3 separate regions of the Homo sapiens genome follow, and regions 1 and 3 are each linked to region 2. The links are chromatin contacts, found by Hi-C or POLR2A ChIA-PET in ENCODE. All regions are on one chromosome and are shown on one strand. The core of a region is the stretch at or near the end of the contact, and the rest is flanking DNA. Distances in the headings are between cores, read along the strand shown. Region 1 overlaps RGL1 (ral guanine nucleotide dissociation stimulator like 1). Region 2 overlaps LAMC1 (laminin subunit gamma 1). Region 3 has its middle 19 kb from the start of LINC00272.

Evidence for each region. Hi-C counts contacts between places; a loop is a spot of excess contacts on that map. ChIA-PET counts read pairs that join two places held with the same protein, here RNA polymerase II (POLR2A). Pooled maps may share reads with other maps.
Region 1: a map with no recorded cell type shows a loop between it and region 2 (6-fold over the local background). The contact joins two enhancer-like sites. A Hi-C loop is called at or near these places in 2 of 37 single-sample maps with no recorded cell type and 2 of 50 pooled maps.
Region 3: a loop to region 2 is called in a pooled map, with 5 times the contacts of the local background. The contact joins two enhancer-like sites. A Hi-C loop is called at or near these places in 1 of 37 single-sample maps with no recorded cell type and 2 of 50 pooled maps. POLR2A ChIA-PET finds 5 or more read pairs at or near these places in 1 of 52 experiments (K562).

What each region holds. Positions count from the first base shown.
Region 1 is chr1:183,840,040-183,844,358 of GRCh38, reverse strand. All of the region lies in intron 2 of RGL1 (ral guanine nucleotide dissociation stimulator like 1), which reads right to left. Among named protein-coding and RNA genes, the nearest start is that of RGL1, 37 kb to the right of the region's middle. RefSeq lists an enhancer at 2,522-2,571. Within about 2 kb of position 1,622, at least 18 of the 41 ENCODE cell types and tissues checked have a DNase peak (open chromatin) inside an H3K27ac peak, as active enhancers do.
Region 2 is chr1:183,068,599-183,073,136 of GRCh38, reverse strand. The region is part of intron 1 of LAMC1 (laminin subunit gamma 1); the gene reads right to left. Among named protein-coding and RNA genes, the nearest start is that of LAMC1, 47 kb to the right of the region's middle. RefSeq lists enhancers at 2,208-2,257, 2,268-2,337. Within about 2 kb of position 3,121, at least 7 of the 41 ENCODE cell types and tissues checked have a DNase peak (open chromatin) inside an H3K27ac peak, as active enhancers do.
Region 3 is chr1:182,424,746-182,429,037 of GRCh38, reverse strand. No RefSeq gene overlaps it. Among named protein-coding and RNA genes, the nearest start is that of LINC00272, 19 kb to the right of the region's middle. Within about 2 kb of position 2,502, at least 2 of the 41 ENCODE cell types and tissues checked have a DNase peak (open chromatin) inside an H3K27ac peak, as active enhancers do.

The DNA of each region.
Region 1 (4,319 bases), core at 373-2,872, 770 kb before region 2:
ATGCATTTAAAACTTAACTCATATTTACCACTTTTCATTTAAAAAAGAAAAATCAAAACATTATAAAATATAATGTTAATTTTTATTTTCAAATGTGTATTCCTTTGATCTCTTTATTAATACAAAAATGTCAGGATGTTTTGTGTTTTGTACCTTGTCACTTCAAAAGACCTGGCCAAAATAATTGTCAGCCTGCATGATATTCAAAAGTAGCAGTTAGAAAATATACTTCAGGATGGGAGCGGTGGCTCACGCCTGTAATCCCAGCACTTCGGGAGGCCAAGGGGGGTGGATCACCTGAGGTCAGGAGTTCAAGAACAGCCTGGCCAACATAGTAAAACCCCATCTCTACTAAAAATACAAAATCAGCCACGTGTAATGTGCGTGCCTGTAGTCTCAGCTACTCAGGAAGCTGAGGCAGGAGAATCACTTGAACCCAGGAAGCGGAGGTTGCAGTGGGCTGGAGATTGTGCCACTGCACTCCAGCCTGGGCAACAGAGCGAGACTCCATCTCAAAAGCAAACAAACAAAAAAAAACATGAAAATATACTTCAATGTTAAATATTAACAACAATAAAAGGAATGGCTTCTCAGTGGTTAGGGATAGTCAAACTCTGATTTAAATCAAGCTTCCTCGCCTTGTGATAATAACAGTGTTCCCTTACCAAACAATGTTGAAATTTGACGATTCTTATTTTACTTACAATGGAAACTCTACTTTAATTCTAAATCCTTCTTATCAAAAGTGATGATTATTTAAAAGAACTATTTTTTCACCGAGTATTGACGTGTCCCAAAATTCAAACACAGAGAAAAATGCTTGTCAAAGGACCTGATGAAGTGGGTCCCATTTCCTGCCAGAAAGCAGAGATTTGGCAGAAAGCCAGGGTTCTCCCTTGGGAATGGAATTATGTTTCTCATTAACCCAGCCCCTCTCTTTCAGTACTTTCTTACTCGGAAAAAATTTCAATATGCATACATGATTCCTGTAAGTCCCTTTAACAGTATTTGTTCCTCAGGGTTTGCATCTGTGCATTAGGAAGAACCACATATGACCTAACAGAAGACTAATAAAATATTTTGAAAATTTAGATTTAAAAAATAATTTTCAAAGTGAACATCAATGACAATATCATAAAATAAGTATAGAATTGCTCTTGTGCCTACAATCATTCTCACACAAAATAACAATGCATGTTAAGTTATCAGAGAATTTGCTTAATGTCATTTTCTGTAGAACTGCTAAATATCCTAATACCTGCTTATTATGGCAGGGGAAAGATCTGATGACTTCTAATTTGCCAACATTCAAATAGAGTACATTTCTTATGAAACAAAAACTTAAAATGATCTGCTTACCACTGAAATTATTTTGAAATGAAACTGTACAGAGGGGAAACACAAAAAATACTCTGCCATATGGCCCGACAAGAGAAGCTAAAATGTTAAAAGTTTCATTTTTGCAAGAAAAGATTCCTATAGGTCTGTAAGTGTTTTAAGAGACTTTAGGACCTGTTTTTGCTTATATTATCTTAGTAACTTTGAATTATTAAGTTGAAGACGAAAGGGGTGGAACCCTTGTCAGACAAGTGCTTAATAACCCAGACTTAGAAAGCAAGACACGGAGGCCTGAGCCTGTCCTGTGGGTTAGCACGCTAACAGGAAACAGCTCAATCTGGATTTAATCATAGACCGTCGCTTTACTGACAAGATCACGGTACTGTGACCACAAAAATGTTTCATGTTTGTTTTTTTGGTTGATCTTTGTGCCTTTAGAATCCAGCTTTTTCTAAGAGAACATGTCTGAGTCCTATGGGGTAAATATCTAAAACTGTGCCCAAGTGTCCTACCAGGTAATTTCCATAATTATCGATTTTGGCATGAGACGGAGAGGAAAAAGGGCATGTGAGAGATGAAAGATGCCATATTTCAATTCCGTTTCCAGTCATGGAAAAATAAACTCTTTCACCTTCTAAAACATAAACTGTTAACCAGTTGGGTGTTTCTAATTTGAAAAAAAAAAAAAGTCCCTTCAATCAAAATAATAATTCAGTCATCTGATAGTTTAACAGGGAACGTGTTAAGCAAACAACCTCATTAGGATGGAGACAGTATGGAGTCCTCCACACCATGATCACTCTTCAGTATATCAGTTCTCAGGCATCTTGGCCTGAGCAGCAAAGTAAATAGTGAGTACTATTCCAGCTGTTAACTCCCTCCAAAAATCTAAAACCCACACCCAATCCCTACATTCATCCCCAAACACCAAAAGTAAGTTTTATGCTTCCTTTTCATATGCCCTACAACCACTATCCAGCAACAACAAACCACCACAATACAGGCTGAGGATCTTTTATCTCAAATTCTTGGGACTGAAAGTGGTTTGGATTTCAGAATTTTTCAGATTTTGAAATATTCCCACTATACTTACCATTCAAGTATCCCCATTCTGAAAATCCAAACTGCAAAACACTGCAATAAGCATGGATGTTGGAGCACTTTGAATTTCGGTTTTAAGATTAAGGATACTCCACCTGTATAGGAAAACCCACAAGCTGACTCACAAATAAGCTCTGCTCATCTCTCCATATTACTCAACTGCATAAATTTCTTTGCCATGCAACAAAATTTGCATCATTCTCTCAGCAGAAATCATGTATGTAATGACACCCAGCAGAACATGACAAGGCCAATACACCTGAGTACTACAGTGACTATTTACACACAGGACACTCAGAGATGTTAAGGTAAAGTCTAGAAAATACTTTAGGGCCCATGATGTCAAGCTCAACATGAGGTTCTGCCTTGTGTGAACTTTTATTAGGTTGGTGCAAAGGTGATTATGGCTTTTGCCATTAAAAATAGTGGCAAACTTAACAAAACTTAAACCAAAACTTGTCACAATCACCTTTGTGCTAACCTAATATTGGGTGGGAAGTCACTTTTTTGCTAGGTTAGGGTTGACAGATAAATTACAGGATGCCCAGTGAAATTTTAATTTCAGAGAAATAATGAATAATTACATACTATGTGGTATAAGTATGTCCCATTCCATGTTTGGGATCTATGCATACTAAAAAAACCTATTTGTTATTTATCTGAATTTGAAATGTAATTGTGTATCCTGTATTTTTATGCTACTAGCACATACACAATGGCTGTCTTTTCCATTTATTCATCTACTTATTCAGCTACATATTAACTAAATGGTACTATGTGCCAGGCACTGTGCAAGGTACTAGACATATAAAGGTAAATAGCATGCAGTTCTGGCAACCAAGTTGTTCAGTCTGGTGAAGGAAACAGACACAAAGAAACCATTACAATAAAATGTGAGTAAAATGGTGGAGAGAGAGGCAAGACATGGAGGGAAGCACCAAGAGGGGCCCAGTGTAAAGGAGGTGTCAGAAAAGGCTTCTTAAGTAGGTTCTGTCTGCACTGGGTTGTTTTGTTTTGTTTGTTTGTTAGAGATGCAGTCCATCTCTATTGCCCAGGCCGCAGTACAGTGGTGCAATCAGGGTTCAATGCAGCCTCAACCTCCCATGCTCAAGCATTCCTCCCACCTCAGCCTCCCAAGTAGCTGGGACTACAGGCACGCACCACCCCAGCTAATTTATTTATTTATTTATTTATTATTTATTTATTTATTTATTTATTTTTTAGAGACAAGGCCTCGCTATATTGCCCAAGCTGGTCTCAAACTCCTGGACTCAAGCGATTCTCCCACCTTGGCCTCTCAAAGTGCTAGCATTACAGGCATGAGCCACCATACCTGGCCTGCACTGGGTTTCACATAATGAATGAGAGTTAACTATGTTGGGGAGGGCACAGCAGGCAGAGAAACAAGCATTAAAAAAGTCATGAAAACGCTATCCCAAAGTATGGAACTTTGACATGCTGAGGACTTTGAACTAAAGGAATTGGAAGGCCTCAGAAGCAGCCTCAGAAGCAAATTCTCTGACCTTTTCCTGCCCTCCTGTCTCCTACACTTCTTTCTCCCTTGAAGTGAATCATAGAAACCAGGATTCCTCCTTCCCAAGGTGAGTCATAGAAACTAGAACCCCCTCTTATCCTAAAGCAAGGCTTAAAGCCTGGAAATATTGCTCTAACCTCCCTCACCTTTTTGTTTAGAAGCTGACCATAAATTCTCTGACCTACCTTGTCTGATAGTAGATCATAAGACCCTCATTCCATAGGGGTCCTGGCCCACACCCAGGGGGAAAGAAGAATACTACAAAGAGTGGCCAGGAAGAATCTGAACAGACAGGCCTTGCTGGGTTCCCCCTTAGTCTATTACCATTAGATCATACCCGTTTCAT
Region 2 (4,538 bases), core at 1,872-4,371:
CAAGCAATGATGTTACAATGATGTCCAGCTGACTCTGTCCTTTAATCCAGCAGTCCCCAACCTTTTTGGCACCAGGAACCGGTTTCAGGATGATTCAAGCACATTACATTTATTGTGCACTTTATTTCTATTATTATTACATTTGTAATATATAATGAAATAATTATGCAACTAACCATAAAGTAGAATCAGTGGGAGCCCTGAGCTTGTTTTCCTGCAACTAGACGGCCCCATCTGGGGGCAATGGGAGACAGTGACAGATCATCAGGCATTAGATTCTCATAAAGAGCACGCAACCTAGATCCCTCACATGCACATTTCACAACAGGGTTCATGCTCCTATGAGAATCTAATGCTGCAGCTGACCTGACAGAAGGCAGAGCTCAGGCCATAAGGCAAGCAACGGGGAGTGGCTATAAATACAAATAAAGCTTCGCTCGCTTGCCTGCTGCTCCCCTCCTGCTGTGCAGCCCAGTTCCTAACAGGCCACAGACTGGTACCGGTTCGTGGCCCAGGGGTTGGGGACCCCTGTTTTAACCTGCAATACCCAAAAGACATTCATTAATCACACCTCAATAGTCTCTCACAGCTCCCAGTAACAGCAACTTGGAAAAAGTCTCTTCCACCATTTCCCAGCTTCAATTGAGGCATTCGTTCTAGAAGTGACCACACCCATAAAGAAGGGTCTTTGCAAACGGAATACAATGTTGAAAATCTGAGGAAAGAGGGCTCTCTATGAAGCTGGCCTCTAAGGAAGCAGACAGATACATAAGTCAGACAGGACCCTTGGAGTTTAAGATATTCAAAGAGCTGTCTGCAGACCCTGCAACGAACACTTGAATTAAATGTCCCCATGCCTCATCGTCTTTGGAATGTGTTGTAACAAGATTTCATCCATACTCAGAAGCTCACTATGGTCACATTATGACAAACAGTGCCTCCAAATAGCAGACTTAAAAGAATTCAGAAAGTCAAACTACCTATGTGCTATTATTTGTTCTTAGCTCCAAATCAAACAGTTCCTTTAATTTTCAAAAGGTAACTTTTAAAATATGTTTCACAAGGCATAAAAATTCCCCATGTTCACCCAGATATGTGAACCATGACTAGGACCAATTAGCTTCTACTCTAAATACAATTTTTACTGCTCATGGTACTTGTATTTCTATAACATAACACTGCATTAGAGAATACAGAATCATTGTTTCAGAAGTTGACATCTGCAAACCTCTGGTCTCAACATTTTCGTCAACTGGACAGAATATAACCTTGTTTTCCATGTGTTTTGCCTGAACAAAGCTTACCCATCACATGCACCTTCTCCCTAAGGCACACACCTTCTTGTGTTTGGGAACTTAAGACGGCACTTCAGCACTATGCTTGAGGGTCATGTTAGGCAGTGAAATCACCAATAAAAAGGACAGAAATGGGGAAAATACGGCATTAAATAGGCTAAGAAAGTGATATTTATTTACAGCAGTGCAGCTGAAACAAGAAGGCAGAACATCACCTCCTTTTACTTCAGCTGAGCTGTGTGTGTTTCAGGGACTCAAATTTTTCACTGCTCTGCAGATGTCCCAAATGACCACAAACTACCATAAAGATTGATTTCTGTGGTTTCAAAGCTTAGCAAGCAGGCAAACATGCAAATATCAAACCTCCAAATAATGAGGCCGGAATGTAGAGTCACACATGAACCTCAAAGAGCTGTAGACTTGTCTTCCCAGGGCCCAGAAAAACAAAGACAGTACTATGCTTGCTATTATTCTGAATTACAGCTGTATCTGGACACAGCTTCAATTTTCAAGTGAGAAACTCCACAGGGTAATAGCTACAGAACACAGCATCAAGTATTTTCCTCCACCCACGTGTAGACAAAACATCCATACAGGCACAATCCCAAGTTACTCATTGTCTTCCTTTCTGCATCAATCACCAATTTCCTAAGTTGTCAACACACACACAAACACACACATACACACCAAGTTTCATATAGAGAGATGCTTCCTGGATCAGTCTTTAATGGGACTCAAAAAAAAAAAAACAAAAACAAAAAAAACCCAGCTTCCTGACATATAAAACATGATTTCCTAAACAGCAATCTTTAAAAGTGATGTTACTTTGTATAGCGACACAGCAGGTGGCAGGCTGTGATGAAACAGGAAATGAGAACAAATGTCTCCCACACACTCTTGCAGACCACCACAGGGAATACATCAGCACACAATCCTTCATATTTATCATCCAACCAACCATCGTCTGTAGGATTTCTCTTCTTTGAACTCATCCCTACCCACTGCTCAGTTACCCTTACCACCTGTCCAACAATTCTTTCCATATCAACAGAAGAAATTTGCCGAGGTTGACATTACAAGGGGAACTGAGAACTCCCATTTAAGATTTTGAGGAAGACCCTACTGAATTCAAGCAGGAAAAAAAAAATCCCTAAATTAAAGTTTATTTTCTCCTTAAGCCCCAAATAAAAAATATGAGTAAAGTTTTCCTAATTATTAACTAGATACAGCATTTATTCCATTTCTAGTTAAAAAATCTAATAGGAGCTCTTATCTCACCACCCTAGACATTAAATACAAATGGTAGTATATCCTTCAAATCACGGCCCAGATGACAAAGGAAGAACACACAGACATTACCATCACCCACAAAACTGGAAGTATCCCAGGAACATCTGGGCATCCACAAGGCATCCCAGTCATCCAACCTCTGTGACAGGCCAGAGAGATGCCTAAAGAGCCAGGACAGCAGAAGAGGTTCAGCTCTGAACCCCCAACAGAAGCACTAGTTGGTCCCTGTCCCTTTACTTAAAATCATAGCTATTCTAAAGATGGAAGGAATAGAGGAGTTCTCAAGCCTAACTACCTTGTTTATAGGTGAGGAAACAGGCCCAGAGACTAAATAATTTGCAAATATAACTAGTGAATCACAGATTGAACTTTATGACTAGGTATTTACCTTATAAAAGGGCTATGGAAGAATGATTTACTAGGCAATTATGATCAAGTCTAAGAATCTCTTACCTAATTCCACGCACATGCCACAATCTAGCCCATTCATTCATCTGTCCACTCACTCAATCTTTGAGTAATCATTTATGAAGAGACTGTGTGCCGGGCACTGTGCCATCTCAAACTACTTAAAATTATTCAACCGGGCCATTCTTTTTTCAGGCTTGGTGCCTTTGTCCACACTATCTACCTGGAATGCCCTCCCTATCTCTTTCAACACCCACTCCTACTTCAATGATGGTCCACTGGTGCTGGCTACCTGGAGAAGCATTCTAAAAACAGGCTCCTCAGAAAGCAGCACAAGATCAGCAAAGAGACCTGCCAGGGCCAGGGAGGTGCAAGGAGCACCCAGCTCTCCCCTCAGACTCAGCCGATGCTCCTTACTGCTGTTACCACACAACTGTGACATACCAGATGGTCTGGGCTGTATTTCTTTAAGTTGGGGGACTGACTGCATTACATTTCTAACTCCCAAAACAATCTGGTTGGATGCTACAAGAAGGAGGCATTCCCTGACACACTGGACACCCAGACCTCTCTTCAGGCTTTCTGTTTAACTTACCTTTCTCTCCCACAACAAATCCCACTGAAACAACAGAATAAATAGTATAATATACACCTCCAACTAGACTGTAATCTCCTTGAGGATAATGACTTAACTTTTACCTTTCCTGGATCTCCCAGTGCACAGACATAGGACATTACATTTTTTTAATAATTAAGTTTTACATATATTGATGAATAGCTAATCATTTCTCTAGGTTTTACATATATTGATGAACAGCTACTCATCTGTCTAACTTTAAACATGCATTAGCACAACAGTGATAATGAAACTCCCTATTTATTGTTCCCAGACATACACAAGGCTGTTTTGAAAATATGGCAAGAAACAAGTTAAAATGCTTATATGCCATATAAATGGACCCAGAGTCCTGACAATGAACCTAAAACCATTCACTGAGTTCAGATGTTGTTGTAATACACAATATAGCAGGTACAGTAGAGAGTCTGTAATATGAAGTTACATATTGAATTTTAAAACATATACTCCAGGCAGAATTCAACAGTGGAAAACTGTCTCCCACAAAACAAGTCCCTGGTGCCAAAAAGGTTGGGGACCACTGATATAAAGTATATACCTGTGTCACTTTTCTTTCTTTTTTTTTTGAGATGGAGTCTCGCTCTGTTGCCAGGCTGGAGTGCAGTGGCGCGATCTCGGCTCACTGCAACCTTCGCCTCCTGGGTTCAAGCGATTCTCCTGCCTCAGCCTCCCAAGTAGCTGGGACTACAGGCGCCCGCCACCATGCCCGGCTAATTTTTTGTGTTTTTAGTAGCAATGGGGTTTCACCATGTTAGCCAGGATGGTCTCAATCTCCTGACCTCATGGATCCACCCACCTCAGCCTTCCAAAGTGCTGGGATTACAGGCATGAGCTACCGTGCCCAGCCCATGTGTCACTTTTCTAAAAACCTAAAAAAGTCATGAATTGTGAAACACCTCTTGCCTTGA
Region 3 (4,292 bases), core at 1,253-3,752, 640 kb after region 2:
GTATCTTTATAAAAAGGGAAAATTAGAATGTAGACATAACACAGGTGGATTGCTATAGCTATAACACAGGTTATAGCTATAACACAGGTTATATGGAATGAAGGCAGAGATATGGATAATGCTTATAAGCCAAGGAATGTCAAAGATTGCCCACAAAGCACTAGAAGCGGAGGAAGAGGCCTGGAACAGATTCTCCCTCATAGCCTTCAGAAGGAACCAATTCCGCTGCCACCTTGACCTCAGAATCCTAGCTTCTAGAATATGAGACAATAACTTTCTGCTGTTTAAGCCACTCCATTTGAAGTGCTTTGTGACAGCAGCCCCGGCAAGCTAATATAGTCTCCTTAGGCAGGGGGCTCTAAATGCAGTTCTGAACCGACTTCAGTCAGGATTGCTTTTTCCTTTGGGAGCCTCATCTGCTTGTGCTGGACACCACTGGATTTTACTAATCCAGTACCAGATTTTACATTAATATCTTAGTTTGGCATGTATGCACTCCCTGTACATGGAGTGTGAATTTGGAGAGGCTTCAGATTCTCATGGGAGCTTTGTTTTATTTTCCACCTGGAGCTCTTAGCAGAGAGTAGTTTCTTTTCTATTTCTTGAGCTGGTCGGAGAAGTTCATCCAGCCTCCCTTACGAAGAAGGGACCCCATTTCCAAATTTCCTAATCCAGCTGTTATGTAGGAATCTGAGCTTTATTTCCTTAAGATCATATCTCCTGTCCCCATTTTTGCATGGAAACCCCAGCTATTAGGACTTATATCTGGGGCCAGTCTCACCCTGCCAGCCACAGGATCAACTCATGAACTTGTCTTCTAGCTATGAGTCACATATTATAGTTCATCACCTGGGGATTTTGGTTTTCTTCTTTAGATCTTGACTAAAAACAATTCTTTTTTTTAAGGCTGTATCTTATTTATTTTATCCAGCAAGTCTTTTCCTGCAGGGGTGGGAGGTGGGGAATTAAATCAGCCAGCCATGTTGCTGAAAATGGAAGTCCTTGGAGTAGGTATTAGAGAAAAGTCTGTTTTCTAGAGAAAGTAAGGGCATTTGAGTTGGGGCAGTTCTCACATCCAGGTGGGTGCTTTGTTTCTTCTTGGGGCATGGTTCAGCCAAGCCATTGTAAGCATGTAGTGGGGAGCGGGTGTTCTACAATATGGAAAGAGCTGCTCCTGGAGGCTAAGGTTCCTCCCACAGGAGGGTCCTTAGTGTGACTCTCTCTCCTCCTCTCCATTCTCATCAGGAACCTTTAATACTCAGGAAAAATCAGAGAACATTGCTGGACTGGAATGGAGTCCTGGGCCACCTGAAAAGGATTTCCATTTCTCCTGTCCTTGGAAGGAGAGACATAAGAGAGCCAAGTACAGAAAATCCAAACTACTTAAGTCAAGGTTAGAGCACGACAAATCACCCATTAAACCCTTTTCAGTGTAAGGTTTAGCCTGCTAAACCCTTTTCAGATTATAAGTAAGAGTACCTGCCCACTCTCATTAGCATTATTTCCACCATGGACTCACACCCATAAAAGACAGCCCAGTTTCTCAGGTGAGGGAAACAGATGAGGGTCTGCTACTTTAAGGCCTCTGAGAACATGAAGTCCCTCCTAGGTGGTCTTACCAGTCCCCCTGCATCAACAAGATTTGGTACTGTGGTGCTTTAGCCAAGTATTAATAGTTACCCAGCCCAAGATGTTCCAGAACAGCCTTGTGCCACACCACATTGAAAATCAGGCCTGGGCCCTGAATATGCCACTGCGAGAGGAAACTTGCTTGAGTTTCCCATCAAGAGAAGTGAGAACTTTCATATTACCCAGAGCAACAATTTGCAGTTATTGGGGTCATTCTGAAAGTTGACTCAGGTGCATCAAAATAACTCTCATCATTTGAATGGTCATAAGAATCAACAGCTTGGCTATGAGAACATCAGGCAAGAGAGTACATAGTTATTTTTCCTGATTTTCTGCCTATGCAGATGTAAAAATTATACATAAACATTTTCACACTCTCTGAGCGGAAGTAATGTTACTCACTTTTTTTTTTTTTGAGGTGGAGTCTCACTCTGTCACCAAGGCTGGAATGCAGTGGCACAATCTTGGCTCACTGTAACCTCTGCCTCTCGAGTTCAAGTGATTCTCATGCCTCAGCCTCCTGAGTAACTGGGATTACAGGTGTGTGCCACCATGCCTGGCTAATTTTTTGTATTTTTGGTGGAGATGGGGTTTCACCATGTTGGCCAAGCTCAGCCACCCAAAGTGCTGAGATTACAGGCGTGAGCCATGGTGTCTGGCCATGTCACTCATTTCTGAAGTGAAAAAACTGGCTTTAGCCCCCAAGACTGTCAGGAAATGGACCCTTCATCATCCACCTCGATTTCCCCTTTTCTCTAAGAATCCCACGGCTAATACAGTCTCAAAATCTGTTGAATAGCCAACCATTCTCAGAAAAGGGAGAGGCATGAATAGTGTTCTTGACGTTGCTATGGTAACAAGTCCCCACCCTTCTTACCCTCCACCTCTCACCCTCATCTACCATGGGGAACTGACTTCATAGCTCCCTAGTGCTGTAGCCCACTGAAATAAAGGGGCTGCCACAGCTTGGTTCCTGCTCAAGCCAGCAGGGGCTTTTTTAGGAGGACAGCTCTCTGAGCGACCACATTCACCCTGAGCCACCTCCAACACCAGTGCTCCTTTCATGGGCCTCAGAGCCTTCTGACCCACTGGATCCCATCAGCTCTTGCTGTTTCCTCTGAGGTCTTGCTCAGAATGAGTGATTGCATCTACTGCCAGCCAAACCCACAGTCTTGTGCCCTTCCCAGTCTCTGGGATTTCTTGCAGGGTGGACTGTTGCTTGCTTTTTAATCTCCTAAAACCCAAAAGGTCCATCCTGACCCTTCTTCAATAGTTTGAGTACTGTACCACCAGAAGGGGCTTGCATTTTAGGGAAAAAACAAAAAACAAAGCAAAACAAAAAAACTGTCTTCTCTCCTGGGTGACTAGAAGGATCCAGACTTCAGGAACACAAAGGCTTATTTGCCACCCTTTTGGTAGACCCAGGACAAGAACTTTCATCCCTTCTTTCTTTTTCTTTTTCAGTTTTCCAGTTTTTCTAAATTAATTTTTTAGCCAGGCACAGTAGCTCATGCCTGTAATCCCAGCACTTTGGGGTGGTCAAGGCAGGCGGATCACCTGAGGTCAGGAGTTCAAGACCAGCCTGGCCAACATGGTAAAAACCTATCTCTACTAAAAATACAAAAATTAGCCAGGCGTGGTGGCAGGCACCTGTAACCCCAGCTACGCGGGAGGCTGAGGCAGGAGAATCGCTTGAACCTGGGAGGCGGAAGTTGCAGTGAGGCAAGATAGTGGCACTGCACTCCAGCCTAGGTGACTGAGGGAGACTCTGTCTCAAAAAGGAAAAAAATAATAATTTTTAAAAAGTATCATACATAGGCCAGGTGTGATTGCTCACACCTTTACTCCCAGCACTTTGGGAAGCCAAGATAGGAGGATGGCTTCAGCCCAGGAGTTCAAGACTAGCCTGGGCAACATGACAAGACCCCATCTCTACAAAAAATAAAAAATTAGCTGGGTGTGGTGGTGCATGCCTGTAGTCCCACCAACTTAGGTGGGAGCATCACTTGAGTCTGGGAAGTCACAGCTGCAGTGAGCTGTGATTGTTCCACTGCACTCTAGCCTGGCTGATAGCACAAGACCCTGTCTCAAAAAAAATTTCATATATAATATACTGTGCCACTTATACTTTGATGGCATAATAGCCATTTCTGCTCAATATTTATTTATTTTTGAAATATCTTGTTGATTTAAAGTTGTGTTTTTGTTGATTTACTTTATTATACCAGAAAATGAGGTATGATGACTTTGAGATTTGAAGCTTTTGCTAGTCCTCTGAGCTTAGTAATCGTTATGCACACGAATCACTTTTTAGTGACAATGAAACTTCAGTTTACCTGCCATCAAATTGTTTAGGAAACTGGAATGAAAATAGTTTTTGGTTTTTTAGTCTTAAAACCATTTTAGACATTAATATTGTTAAAGTGTGTTGAGCCATCTCTGCCATCTTTGATAAAGTATTTTGAATGTACTTAACTTTTAATTGTTTATGGCTCACTTACTTATCCTGTCCCACATCATACAGGAGCACCATGAGCGGTGGGAGAAGGATACAGGGTGAGTGCTGTGATTATTTACACTTAGCCCCAAACTGTTAAGATCTTTTAGGATTTTGTTCTGCTTGTCAGAGTTTATTCTCTTGTCAGACTGCTATCTCGTTCTTT